Linked DNA regions of Homo sapiens: region 1 is linked to region 2. A link is a contact called in ENCODE Hi-C or POLR2A ChIA-PET data. All regions are on one chromosome and are shown on one strand. The core of a region is the stretch at or near the end of the contact, and the rest is flanking DNA. Distances in the headings are between cores, read along the strand shown. Region 1 holds the start of LINC01271 (long intergenic non-protein coding RNA 1271). Region 2 holds the start of LOC107985386 (a long non-coding RNA gene).

What was found. Hi-C counts contacts between places; a loop is a spot of excess contacts on that map. ChIA-PET counts read pairs that join two places held with the same protein, here RNA polymerase II (POLR2A). Pooled maps may share reads with other maps.
Region 1: a map of DLD1 shows a loop between it and region 2 (3-fold over the local background). The contact joins the promoter of LINC01271 here to the enhancer-like site in region 2. A Hi-C loop is called at or near these places in 1 of 168 maps with a recorded cell type or tissue (DLD1) and 1 of 50 pooled maps. POLR2A ChIA-PET finds 5 or more read pairs at or near these places in 3 of 52 experiments (HCT116, activated B cell and activated naive CD8-positive, alpha-beta T cell).

Annotation. Positions count from the first base shown.
Region 1 is chr20:50,316,737-50,323,276 of GRCh38, forward strand. LINC01271 (long intergenic non-protein coding RNA 1271) reads right to left here and starts at 4,606. Exons shown (of 3, transcript NR_109950.1): 1 at 4,339-4,606. RefSeq lists enhancers at 4,188-4,772, 4,773-5,358, 5,359-5,943.
Region 2 is chr20:50,241,973-50,248,612 of GRCh38, forward strand. It overlaps LOC107985386 (a long non-coding RNA gene), which reads right to left and starts at 5,519. Exons shown (of 3, transcript XR_001754718.2): 1 at 5,422-5,519; 2 at 721-875. Within about 2 kb of position 1,384, at least 10 of the 41 ENCODE cell types and tissues checked have a DNase peak (open chromatin) inside an H3K27ac peak, as active enhancers do; they include HCT116, where a contact is called at or near this core.

The sequences.
Region 1 (6,540 bases), core at 3,356-5,855, 78 kb after region 2:
TTAAAGTAGGGATATACTCACTCACTGAGCTCAGTATGTAGCTCAGGCTGGTCTCAAACTCCTGAGCTCAAACAATCCTCCCACCTCGGCCCTCCAAGTGCTAGGATTACAGGCGTGAGCCACTGTGCTCAGACACCCCATGTATTTTTGATCCCTTCATTCTGTTTCTGTCCTTTGTAGCATGGAATGCTCTCATTTCCGAGTTTATTTGTGTGTTTGTTTGTTTCTCGCCGTGTCCCCTGTTGGAGTGGCAGTTCCATGAGGGATTTGGGTCTGTCCTTCTCTCTATCTCCCCAGTGCCTAGCACAGTGTTCAGCACACAGTCGGTACTCAATCAGAATTTGTTGAATCTATGAGTGAATGAATGAATGAGCTCATGAGCTCTCCCTTCTCCAGATGCACTCACGGCAAAGTTGAACCCATCTATCTGCCCATGCGTCAGGCTAGTTGTCCTGTGGGCCCCTCCTGGGTGGGTACTGAGGGATGCCCACTGGGTCCAGCCAGGCCTGTGTCTTGTCAGCTGCCCAGGCTAAGGGACTTTCCATTGTCCTTGGAGTTGGCCTGTGGAAAGTTGTTCTCAGGACCTCGTGAGCCTGGGGCCATGGATGGGGCTAAAGGTAACTGCAAGGTATAGGGACCCGGCGTGAAATTCCATCAGTTAACACTGTAAGTGAGGCTTTCCAGCTCCCTTTCGTCCTCCCTGTGATGCCAAGGGGAGGGAGAAACTCCACGTGGGGCTTGTGTGTCTTGAGCACCTTCCTACCACCTGCTTTTTCTTCGGAAGAAACAGAGCAGATCCCAAGTACAAGCCGTCATCGGCAATAGTAGCTGGCTTTGTTTCACTTTTTTGTATATTTCACCAATTGTCTTCCATTTGCAGCAAGTGCCTTAGATTGGGTGCCTGCAAGCAGACCTTAACAGAATAAACTGAAGGCAAGTAGCCTATTTGGGAGATGCCTCCAGAAAGCACTGGTAGGGAAGTGAGATCAGGGAGGAAGGGCTGCCAATCTCAAGAGCGCTACCAAGCCAGTAACCACTTAGGCAGCTGGGGCTCGGTCCTGCTGTGGCACGCTGGGAGCCCATGTAGTAACGGAGTTAGCCCCCCAGGGGCGGAGATCGGGTGGTCAGGGAGCTGGGGAAGGGACATGTCAGCTCCTGCCTATCATTGCTTGACAGCTGCCGCTTGGAGTGTTAGTTCCCAGCACATCCAGCCTGCCCCATGAGCAAAGCTCACAGGTGAAGGGGACAGGTGCTGCAGGTGGAATCCTGTCTGTGTTCACCGGAGAAAAGGGAGAGGAGGTATGGGCAGGGCACAGACAACAAAGGCCTCACAGTCAACACTGGTTCCTCATTTAAAGCCAGGATAAAATGAGTTCATTTAAAATTAAGTTTTCGCAAACATTTAAAAAGCGAATTGATGGAAAGAGTAGGTAATACCTGCAGGTGAAATGTGAACATGGCAAATGCTGCTATTTTTCAAGGCGTCCAAAGCCTTTAATAGGCAAACAGTGTTCTTCACGACCCACAAGAATGGCGTGTTTGGGGCGGTGAAAACACTCTCCCTTTCCTCCCAGCATGCCAGGCTCATGCTCACTCCTAACACTGCCCAGGACCCCTGGGAGTCCTGGAAATGGGCCATGAGGCTTGGAGGCAGAAGCCCTGTGTGACTTGGGGTTTGTCCCTTAACATCTCTGGGCCTGTCTGTTAAAAGGGGATGTTCTCAAGTCACATAAAAGAGTAAATGTGCAAAAATAGTCAAAGCAATGCTGAAAGAAGAACTAAGAGAGAGGACTTGTCCGTCCAGACATTAGAATATATGACAAAGGCATAGAAATAAAACAGTTTGGTATTGGCATCTAAGTGGACAAATACATCACGGGAACAGAATAGCATCCAGGAATTAACCCGGCTATCACCTGGCCTACCTCCACTCATAGATGTGAAAGGATTTAGAAAAGGGAAGAGATTGGCAGGCATGGGATTCTCTGGATTATGTTATGTCTGGGCTGGTGAAGAAGCTTCCAACAGGCTCCCCATCTGCAGCCCTCCCCTCTAACCTACCAGCCATGGCACCAGGGACACTCACTGTCATGAGCTGCACTCACCCCCGCTCTGCTCTGGAAATATCAGAGCCTCCCACGCAAGATGGGTTAGACCACAGTTGTCACCATTCCTCCTTTTGCACTTCTCTTTGATTCTTCTGATTAACCCAAGGAGAAAGTCTCAGGCGGGCGCGGCTGGACTTGAATACCTCTCCCACGTTTGCTCGTCTCCCTTTATGAGGCAGAGCTGGCCTTAAGCTCAGGGCCTTCAGCAGGCAGGAGAATGGAGCAAGAATTTGGTAACGTTCTTTTGTGATTGTTGTTTTAAGGTTACTTTCTCTTTACAGAAATGAAAAGTTGTTTCCTCCTTCTGATAGTAACACAAATTTTCCTTTTAAAATAATTTTTTCTAATCCATATTACAATGAGAATGAACCTCCAAAACATGATGCTAAGTGAAAAAAGCCAGACACAGAGGTCTTTTTTTTTTTTTTTTTTTTTTTTTGAGACAGGTTCTTGCTCTGTTGCCCAGGCTGGAGTGCAGTGGTGTGATCTCGGCTCATTGCAACATCTGCCTCCCAGGCTCAATGATTCTCTCACCTCAGCCTCCCCAGTAGCTGGTACTACAGGTGCGTGCCACCACACCTGGCTAATTTTTGTATTTTTTGTAGAGGCAGGGTCTCCCTATTTTGCACAGGCTGGTCTCAAACTCCTGGGCTGAAGAAATCCTTCCGCCTCAGTCTCCCAAAGTGCTGGGACTACAGGCGTGGGCCACCATGCCTGGCCAGAAGGTCACATATTGTATGATTCCCTTTCCAGGAAATCTCCAAAATAGGTACATCCATTGAGACCAGTGAAGAATGGTGGTTGTTAGGGGAATGGGGAGCGGCTGCTTTATGGTCACAGGGTCTCCTTTTGGGGTGATGAAAATGTTTTGTGATTAGCTAGAGGTGATGGTTGCAGAACACAATGCAAAAATGCCACCGAAATGTTCACTTTAAAATGCTTAATATGATGCTATGTGAACTTCGTCTCAGTAAGTTATTTTTTTAAAAAACCAGTGGAGTAAACCAAAAAATCAATTTACTTAAGAAAAGGTATGAATGGCTTTAAAGATGGCTTTTAAGTGACGTGTGGGAGACAGTGGCTAAGGGGATGATTCTCACCCATCGTGAGCCTGGGACCATGGATGGGGCCAGAGGTAGCTGCAAGGTACAGGGACCCGGCGTGAAATTCCATCAGTTAACACTGTAGGTGAGGCTTTCCAGCTCCCTTTCGTCCTCCCTGTGATGCCAAGGGGAGGGAGAAACTCCACGTGGGGCTTGTGTGTCTTGAACACACATTGGCTTATACCTTGCTCAGGCCTGGAAGGCCCTCTGCTCACTGACGGAATCCTATGCATCCCTGGGAACCCAGCTCAAGCCTCACCTCTACGGGAAGCCCTTCCTGATTACACAGGTGGTCAGGCGGGGTCAGTCCTGCAGCCCTTCAGACCCGGTTGTGAATCCCAGTCTTGCCACTTACTAGTGGGAGGAGTCTCTTAACTTAGACATATTGTTTGACTAAGAGGGCCTCAGTTTCCTTATCTGGAAAATGGGGGCTTATGATAGCTCTTATCTCACTAGGTTGAGCTCCTACATAGAAAGTTTTAGGACAGAACCTGGGGAGATGTAGCTGCCCTTCATTCACACTTCAGTCTGACACTGATCACATCACAGTTGCATTCCTTTTCCTCCTGTCTCCTACACTGTGGGCAAGGGCTCAGCCTTTGTGATCTCTGTATCATGTTGCTGTACAGAACTCACACACAGTAGGCACCCAAGAAGGGCGGGTTGGCTGACGTGCAGAGGAACTCCCAGAATTCCACCTCTTCTCTCACCTCCACGGTCCCCACCCTGGTCCAGACCCTGCATGGCTTACCTGGACTATTGTGGTCTCCTCCTCCCTGGTTTCCTGGCTTCTGTCCTGAATCCTCCACCTCCAATCCATTCCCCACATGCAGCCAGAGAGATCCCGTGAGAATCTAAGTCAGATCTCGTCCCTTCTCTGCCTGGAAACTTCCCACAGCTCTCACCTTGCTTAGAGGAAAAGCCAAAGTCCTTCCCGTGGCTCATCCACTGTGGGACATGCCCCAGGTCCTCTCTGCTCTCTGTTCCTCCTCCCCAAGGCCTCATCCCTACGACAGTCTCCTTGTTGTTGCTCCGACACTCCAGGCTCCACCTCAGAACCTCGCATCTGCCGTTCTGGTTTCCTGGAGCACCCATTACCCCACACGGCCCGCTGCTCACTTCCTCACCTCCTCCAGGCCTCTGCTCAAATAGCACCTGCTAGGGAAGCTTCCCCCTGCTTCCCAGGTTTTGCTGGACTCCAAAGCTCTTTTCTTCCCAGAGGCAAAGCCCTTGGCTGGGGTCCTGGGCCCAGCCCGGTGACTCAGGCGGAGAAGATGCTCCCAGGCCTCCCGCTGGATTTGGGGCCCAGGGTCAGCCATGGGGGTAGGCGGTACCTAGGCTGTACCTGGCGCAGAGGCCTCTGCCTGCCCCTGCCGTGGGAGGCAGCCCTGCCCTGCACACACGGGCTTCCAGGCTGCGGGTGGGAAAGCCCCACATCCTCCTCTGCTTACCTGACTCCAGCTGACTCAGACCCCCAGCCCTGGCCAGAGGGGAGCCGCAGCTGCTCCGCCCCTTGATGGGAAGCAGAGCTGTGGCTGTGAGGGCCTGGCTGGGCCAGACACTGACTCACCTCTCTCTATCCCGCCCCTGCGCTGGGAGCCACGCCTCCCTCTGGCCAGAACCTCTTGGCCTTCTGCTGTGGGAGCTGCCCCAGGCGGAGTCTTCCCGAGGGGTGCCTTCTTCTGCCTCTGGGGGCCTTTCTGTTCCTTCAAGGCCCAGTTTGAGGGCCATCTCCTGCTAGGAAACATCAAATGCCCTCTGGCCAGAAGGGGAAAAGGATATGGGAGAGGTAAAATAATGATAATAATACCAGCAACAGTAATGAAAACAACTGTTATACAAGAATAATAGCAGCTAGCCATGCTCACTGTGTGCCAGGCACTGTGCTAAACACTTCACATTTTAACTCATTCAATCCTCACAATAGTCCTATGAGGTAGGAACTCTCATTTCCCAAGGCACAGAGTGGTCAGTATCCAGCCCAAGGCTACCAGCCAGCCAGTGGGAGGAAGGGATGTGAATCTAGGCAGCTGGACATTGAGTCGCATTCTCACCCCCAGCTCTGAGAACCGAGTGGAGGCCCCCGAGGCTGGAACGCAGGGAGCTGGGAGGGAGGGGAGCCAGGTCCTGGGCTCTGTTCCAGTGCCCGTCCCCACAGTGGGATTTTAAGTCTCCCCAGGCAGAGGCCAGCCCCCTCTCTCCAGGGGAAGAACCTCCCAGAGGGAGGGCCCTGCCGCAGCACAGGCTGGTGCTTGTTCCCTCCATTGGAGTGGAGCTCAGAGCAGAGGGTCTGGGCAGTCTACCAACATTGCCCAGCCCCAAGTGATGCCAGCCCCTGCTCTGGGCAGCCACCAAACAGGAATTCACACAGGTAGGGCAGGGACCATGGCGTGGGCACTTAACCCATTCACCCTGCCAGCCACACTGTGAAGTGGGGACAGTACAAACATCCGTTTTACAGAGGAGGAGACTAAGGCTCAGGGTGGCAGGACTTGCTCAAGGCCACAGAGGCAGAACATGGTAGGAGCGAATTCAAACCCAGGATTGTTCTGATGCCACACGGTCAGAGTCCCTTCTACTGGGTGGTGACACAGCATCTCAGTGAAGAACAGGGCAGGGTGGGAAGGAGACGCAGGAAAAAGCCTGGAGCCTCAGTTCACATCACCCTCTCCCTCTGGCCTTCCACTAACCTGAACTCACCAGTCCATCTTTTCATTCCTTTACCCATACCTCCACCTACCTACTCATCCACACATTCATCCGCCATCCAAACATCTCTCCATCTGTCCTTCCATTATTCCATCTATCCTTTCCATCCAACTCTCAGCCATCCCTCCACCCATCAAGACTTCCCTCCACCTGTCCTTCTATTCATCCACCCATCCATTCTTCTATTCCTCCTGCCTTCTATCTATTCAACCTTCCATTCATCCATCTGTCCATCAGTTCAAATATCATCTATCCACCTCTCCTTCCTTCCAACCTCCAATCCATCCATCCAACCGTCCGCCCACCCATTCATCCATCCACTCATCCACCCACACATCCATCCATCCATTCATCCGCCCACCCACCCACTCATCCTCACATCCATCTACACATCCATTCATCCATACAGCCCACAAATGTCTATTTGAATGACAGCTGTGATGCCCAAGCCTTGGGGTTGCCGTGCCTTGAGCCAGGAGAAACATGCCTAATTAGGTTTCTGTTTATTTGTTGTTCCAAGAAGGCTAATTGTGGGCTTTGTAAACAGCCCTTTGATGGCTGAGGAGTTACTTTAGGAGGACAGTTAAATAAACAATCACTGGGTAGAAAACAGTTAGTGC
Region 2 (6,640 bases), core at 134-2,633:
GCCAGCTAGGACTGGCCGAGGTGCAGGGTGGACATTGGGTCTATCGTGGTGGGAGATGGGGACGAGGGGCTGGTGGCACAGATGGTTTCAAGGGACTTTTAGGGAACTTGGTTATGGTGGGGGAAGAAAGAAACAAGACGGGGGCCTTGGGGGCCAGAAGCCCAGGTTTAAATCCCTGGTCCCCCCTCCTAGCTGTGTGACCTTGGGCATGTGACTTTGCGGCTTGGAGCCTCAGTTACCTCATCTGTAATTTGGGAACATCAACCCTGCCTGATAAGACGGTTGTGAGGGTTGAGTGAGCACAGACATTCAGTGGACCTGGCTAGGATTTGAACCCCTTTATTAACTGATTGACCTCGGGCAAGTTGCTTCACCTGAACCTCAGTTTCCTCATCTGTAAAATGGGGATGATAATAATACCTGCCTCCCAGCAATTTTATGATGATGAAATGAGATTTCGGACATAAAGCACTTACTAGATGCTCAATACCTGGCGGTCTCTTGTTATTATTACTATTGCGGTTGACTTCTCTGCCTTTCCCTCCAGAAGGTGGGTGGCTAAACAGCAGGAATTGGTCTTTTGTCCCCACCTTCCTCCTGTGGCTCCCACACAGGACAGAGGTGAGGGTCATCTGCATCCAGGGTGTAGACCTCGAGTGAGCCCTGCCCGGCTGGGAGCCTCAGTTCTCTCCTGTAACAGGGGCTCATGGCAGTGCCTACCTGACCAGGTGGCTTCCCAAGGGGCACACGATCTTGTTGGGGAGAAGAGCTGGTCAGGAGGGACCTGTGGACGGGAGACATTTTCCGAGCAATGTTGTGGCTGATGCCATCTGGGGGTCCTCCCAGAGATGGGCGGGGGATGTTGGGCTGAGCCCCTGAGGAAGGAAGACATGGCGTGGGAGTGTAAGAAGGGAGAAGAGGAATGATTCCAGCCCTGCTGACCTCCTGAGGGGAGGTTTCAGCTGCAGGGATGCCAGAGCCGCTTGCTGCAGCGGGGACACTCAGGCCACAGCGAGAGGAAGGCTGGAGTCCTGGGTTCCCAACTTGCCGCTGATGTCCTTGTGCTGTGTGACCCTGGGTGCCTGTCACTCTTACCCTGTGCCTTGGCCTTCGTTCATTGTGAGAATCTCAGACTTGCTCTCTCTTCTGCTGGGTTTCCCGGCCCCCGCAGACCCCCTGGCCTGGCCCCTCTGCCCTCATGGAGGCCGAGGCCAGGGCCCAGGGCCAGGGCTGCGCACCTTGACAACGCGCCCACGCCGGGCACAAAGGCCCATTGTTCGGGCCCACGTTGGCGGGGAAGCGGGCGGGGAGCAGCCGCCTTTCACCCAACCCGCTTGTGGTCGGCGGGGACTGAGGAGCGATTCACAGAGGCCCCCGCCCCCTGTCCGGGCATCCAGCCAGGATGCCTCCCAGGCAGGCACCCTTGCCAAGCTGGGCCTGTGCTACCCAGAACTGGGCCTCAGTTTCCCCAGCTGAGAAAAGGGAAGCAGAGCAGCTCTGATAGTGGGGTAGAGCTTGCTGTTTGGCCTCATTGCCCTGAGATCCACTGCTCTGTGCCTTCCCCAGGCACAGATCAGCTGCCCCTGACATGCCAGAGGAGGCCACGGGATCTGGGGCTTTGGGGCCTGACAAGTCTGGGTTTGGATTCATGCTGGATGATTTTGGGTGAGTCTGTTCAGCTCATGAGCCTTTGTTCTCCCGCCTGTAAAAGGGGGCTTGGAGTCCATGATCCTCAGAGGTAAAATGAGAGAAATGACACCTCAGGGCGGCATTCATTCATTCATTCATTCATTCATTCATTCATTCATTCCAAAAGGTGTACTGGCTGTCAACTCTGTACAGGACCAGCTATAGAATGTTCAGTGTCGTGTGCAAAATTAAACGTGATGGTCCTTGTTCAAAATTAAGAATTTCAAGAGGTAACGGCATTAATCCAAGCATGGGGCCCTGTGTGAAGGCATGCGTTGCAGGTCTGTGAGGCTCACTCTGCCTGTGTGCCAGCCGTTATCCCAGGCACCAGGACCAGGCACTGGGCCCCACTAATGAGAGAGGGAAAAATTTCTGTTGTCATGGAGCTCATAACCTGGCAGGGGGACCTAGAGTCCCTGAACCTTCCCAAGGCCAGGTGCCCCAGGAGGCCTGCTCCTCCTGGGCCTGCTGACCAGGCCAGCGGGGTGAGCGGAGGCACCCAAGCTTCCTTCGAGGCTCCGATGTCAGTGACCACCACATCTGGCTGGGCACCCACAATAATAATGGCTTACATTTGCATAAGACTCTGCCCGGGCTGATCCAGGACCCTTTCTCGGATGAACTCAGCATCTTCGTGGCAACCCTATGAGGAAGGCGAGGCAGCATGGCTCACCCTTTGTATGGATGGAGAAACTGAGGCTCAGGCTCACTGGACCATTCAGCCAGCAAATGGCAGAGGCAGGATTTGAACCCAGGCTGTCTGGTGCCAGGGTCTTCATTTCCTCATTCCATCCTCTGTGGATGGGGACAGCGGTGAGCGAGGTGGTTTATGCTGGCAACAGAGGCCCTGCTGGGGATTGAGGCTGGGAAGGGTGCGGGTGTGCTGGTGGCCCGCCAGCTGCCACCTGGGTTGGCCCTGCTGTGTGGCCCTGAGTCACAGCGCTGTGTCCTGGGAAGCTGGTTGTGCTCCGGGCACCCGTGGGGCCTGAGTCACAGCAGAGCACACCCTACCTTCCTGCCTACCTCCCACCTGGGCCCAGGGACAGGCAGGCCCTCTGAGCAGGTTCTTAGGCAGGCAGTCACATCTCTGCCCAACGTCAGGGGCAAGAAAGAGGCACCTGTGTGTGGCTCCAGAAGCACATTCCTGCTTCCTGTCACTGAGCCCAAATCCATCCTTCCAAGCTACCCTTTGGATGGATTAGCTGGCAGGTAAAGTACTGAGCTCCCCGTCACTGGGAGCATTCAAAGCAGGATAGCCTGTCAGGGGTGCTGAGAAGTGTTCCTGAATCAGGTAGGGCCTGCTGCTGGAGTATGTGAATTCCAATGCCCTAAACATGTGCTTATGTGCTAATTTTTGAATAGCTATGGTGAGCAAATGCTACAAAATCCAAAAGTAGAAAGGGGTATGGAATGAAAGGCAATTCCTCACTCTCTCCTTTCCCCAGCCTCTGACTCCCCCTCCTTAGAGGCAGCCACTGTTAACCTGCTATTTTGGCCAGAGTTAATTTATGTACATACAAACAAATATCTATGTTGTCCTTGCCTCCCTCCCACCCTTCCACACAAATGGTAGCCAATATGTTTCTTACAGTGTTCTGCTCCTCATTTTTTTTTTTTTTTAATTATTTGACAACTTATCCTGGAGACTGTTCTAGATCAGCACACAGAGCTGCCTCATTCTTCTTACCTAGCCACATGGTATTCTGGCCCCTTCCCTTTTAAAATCTATAACTGATTTGATTAAAGGAATTTTCAACCCTGAATTCTACATATTGGGATCTGCACTGTCCTTTGCTCTGGTGGTGGCCTGAGAACATTTTCAAAATTTGGCTGGAGACTATAAGCTCTTTCCACATCCGTGGGGATTTTTGTGTTCTGTTTTTAGTTGACTAAGGCGAGGGCAGCTTTTCATTCACAGCTCTCCACGCCAGGCAGGCACTGGTAATCCACTGGTGAGCCCCACGGGCATCAGCTCATCTGCCGACAGTGTGGCCAGGCTGTGGGAGGAGTATGTGGTGGCAGGGAGCCCAGAAGAAAGGGCTTCCTGTGTTTGTTTAAGTAAGGGGTTAGTGATGGCTCCTCAGAGGTGGGACTATTTGGGCAGGGCCTTAAGGGATGCATAGGAGTTCCTACGAGGAGAAGTATGGAGATGGGCTTGCCAGACAGAGGAAACTGCATGATAAGCGAAACTGCCTGGTAGATGCAGAAACTCCTACCAGCATCCACTTACTGAACACCTACTAAGTGCCAGGCACTGTACTACGTACTTTACAAGTCATTGCTGCATTTCAACTCTTGACAGTTGTAGGCTATTACTAGTCCCATTTTACAGATAGGTTAGTTGAGGTTAGATAGGTTAGAAAAGCCCAGTAACTTGCTCACAGCAACACAGCTACAAATATCGAAGCCTGGGTTTGAACCCAGGCGACTTGGGCTCTTGGCCATTCTACTATCCCACAAGGGTCAAAGGGTAGATGGCGAGGTCCCGAATGCTAGATCTTGACCTTTCAACCTTCCCAGCTCGGGTCCTGCCCCTGCTCAGAGGCCCTTAGTTGTTCCCCACTACTCCAGGACTCATCGGCCTGAGCTGCCCTCTCCCTCCAGCCAGGGTGGGCACCTGGGGCAGCATCAGCCTTTCTGGGTCTGGCTGGGTGTGCTGGGTGCTGCAGGAGGAGCCACACATGGTACTAATGGAGCCAGGGAGCAATTAGGGGGGCATATACCCTGGCCTGTGCCCACTGACCGGTTTTGGATGTAGTTGGAGATGGAACTGGCCCTCTAGGCTTTGTCCCCTGGAGGCCTAGGGACTCTGTCTTCAGGGCAGTGCTGGCTGTCACTTTGGCCCAGCCCCTCTGGCTTCCTGGTTGTGAGCAGCCTCTGGACCCAGAGAACTGTTCTCCCGTGTACCCTGTTGGGCACTGGGCCTGGGGCTTTTTAAACCTCATGGATTCTGCAACGTGGGAATTCATCCCTCCATTTGGCAGATGAAAAAAAGAAGGTTCAGAAAGGTGAAACGACTTGTTCAAGGCCACACAGCGAGGAAAGGGCAGAGCCAGGACAGGAATCCAGACCCTGAGTTTGACTCATAACCACCCTCCACTCCTGCCTCCGTGCAAGAGGATTTTCCAACCTGTCTGCTGCTTGGCAGGGGCTTAATCAACCTCCCTCTCTCTCTCTCTCTCCTGGTCTTCAGGAAAGGGGCAATGAGCCCATTGCCACGGGGTACGGCGGAGCTTGGATGCTGCACCCAGGACTGAAAGGGGGACCTGTGGGCGGCCTCTGCCTCTCCCCGCGCAGCGTCAGGACACAGGCCCACATTCCCTCCTGGCTTCTCCCTGAAGGGAGAGAGAATAATAGTTGGTTCAAATGTCAGGCCTGCTCCGTGCTGGTGGGGAGACTGGTTGAGCAGGTCCGCAGGAGGGACGGAGGGAGGAAATTATTAATAATTGCAAAGCAACCAGCCACACTACAGGCCTTGAGTTGTGTCTGCGTTTGTCTTTGGAGGTGTGGAGTTGGGGGTGCTGATCCTGGGGACCCAGCCCAGGGGTCAGGACAGCCTGGGGACCAGCTGCAGCTTCCCAGAAGCCTGTGTGGGTAGGGGAGATGATGGGGGCACAGAGTCAGCCACCTACCCCTGGCAAGGTGGGACACATCCCAGCCTCCCCATCTTCCACTGACTCAGGGAAGGATCTGTCAACATCTAGGGGAGGGAGGAAAGAGCCTACTACGTACCTTCAGGAAGCTTCTCATTAGGTGATGGATTTAATCCTCACAACAACCAGATGAGGTTGGCCTTGCTATTATCTCCAGTTGGGGAAACTGAAGCACAGAGGGTCTAAGGGTCTAATTGTACAGATTTGAATCCAGGAGGTCTGAGTGCAGCTGGATAGTCCTTTGCTGGGATGGGAGGATCCCCATTCCCTGGGAACAGCCACACCCATTCCCAGAACATCACCACGATCCCTGCTGCCTTCCCTTGGAGGACAGGAGTTGGTGTGAAGCTTCTCTGAGCCTCAGTTCCCTCATCTATGGAATAGGAGCCAGAGTTCCTCCCTCCAGGGTCAGAAGGCAGCTAGCTGATAAGGGGAGCAGGTAAGGAGGTGAAGGGTCGGTTTGCTGGCTGCTGCCTCCACCTCCCTTCCAGAACCAGTCACCAGTGACAGTCCCTTCATCAAGACCCTTTCTTTCCTCCCTTCTCCAGCACCCACGGTGAGGTCTGACCAACAGCCGCAACCATAGTGGCGCTTTGCTGAGTCTTCCTTGAGCTCCCTGTGTGCCTAACGCAGAGCTTCTCCCCTCCCCGGGGCTTTGGAAAATCTGCTCTGAAATGTCTTGTGAGTGATCAGTTTACGCTTCAACAGGAAAATGAGTTGAATGGTGGAACTTGAGGCAGGGTTTTGGGGAATGGACAGTGGGAGTTCTGGGAGTCTAGAGCCAGCCTCTGGGCTTGGGGTTAGCAGGGCCGAGGCATGCCCAGATCGCATGCCATCAAGCCCCAGGACCAGCCGCATCTGTGGGGTACCTCCAGGGCGTCCCCCTCCTTGGCCTGCCCTGATGGGCTGATAAGACCTAGCCTCGGAGGAGGAGGCAGCTGTAATTACAGGCCTTAGTGGTGGCGGGCAGGCAAGTCATGAGGTGGGGGTGACTCAGACGATTGCTCCACGGACAGGGTGGAGGCGGGGGCCACCCATCTGCCCCTCACCCAGCTGGCCTGAGATGGGTCTGGGCACCCAGGGAGCGGCCCGGCCAGGGTCCCATCCTTGGGCCTGTGACCCAGGCCCCTGTGCCACTTGGCATCCACGAAGCTGGCATTGCACTGGACTTGGGACTGGCTGGGTTTTCCCCTTTCTTCGTCCCAGGCAATAGCTTCTGGGAAGTAGGAGTCAGTGCTCAGAGGCACCAATGGGAGGATCATCAGGACTGGACCGAGAGAGCCGCAGACTCGGGGGAG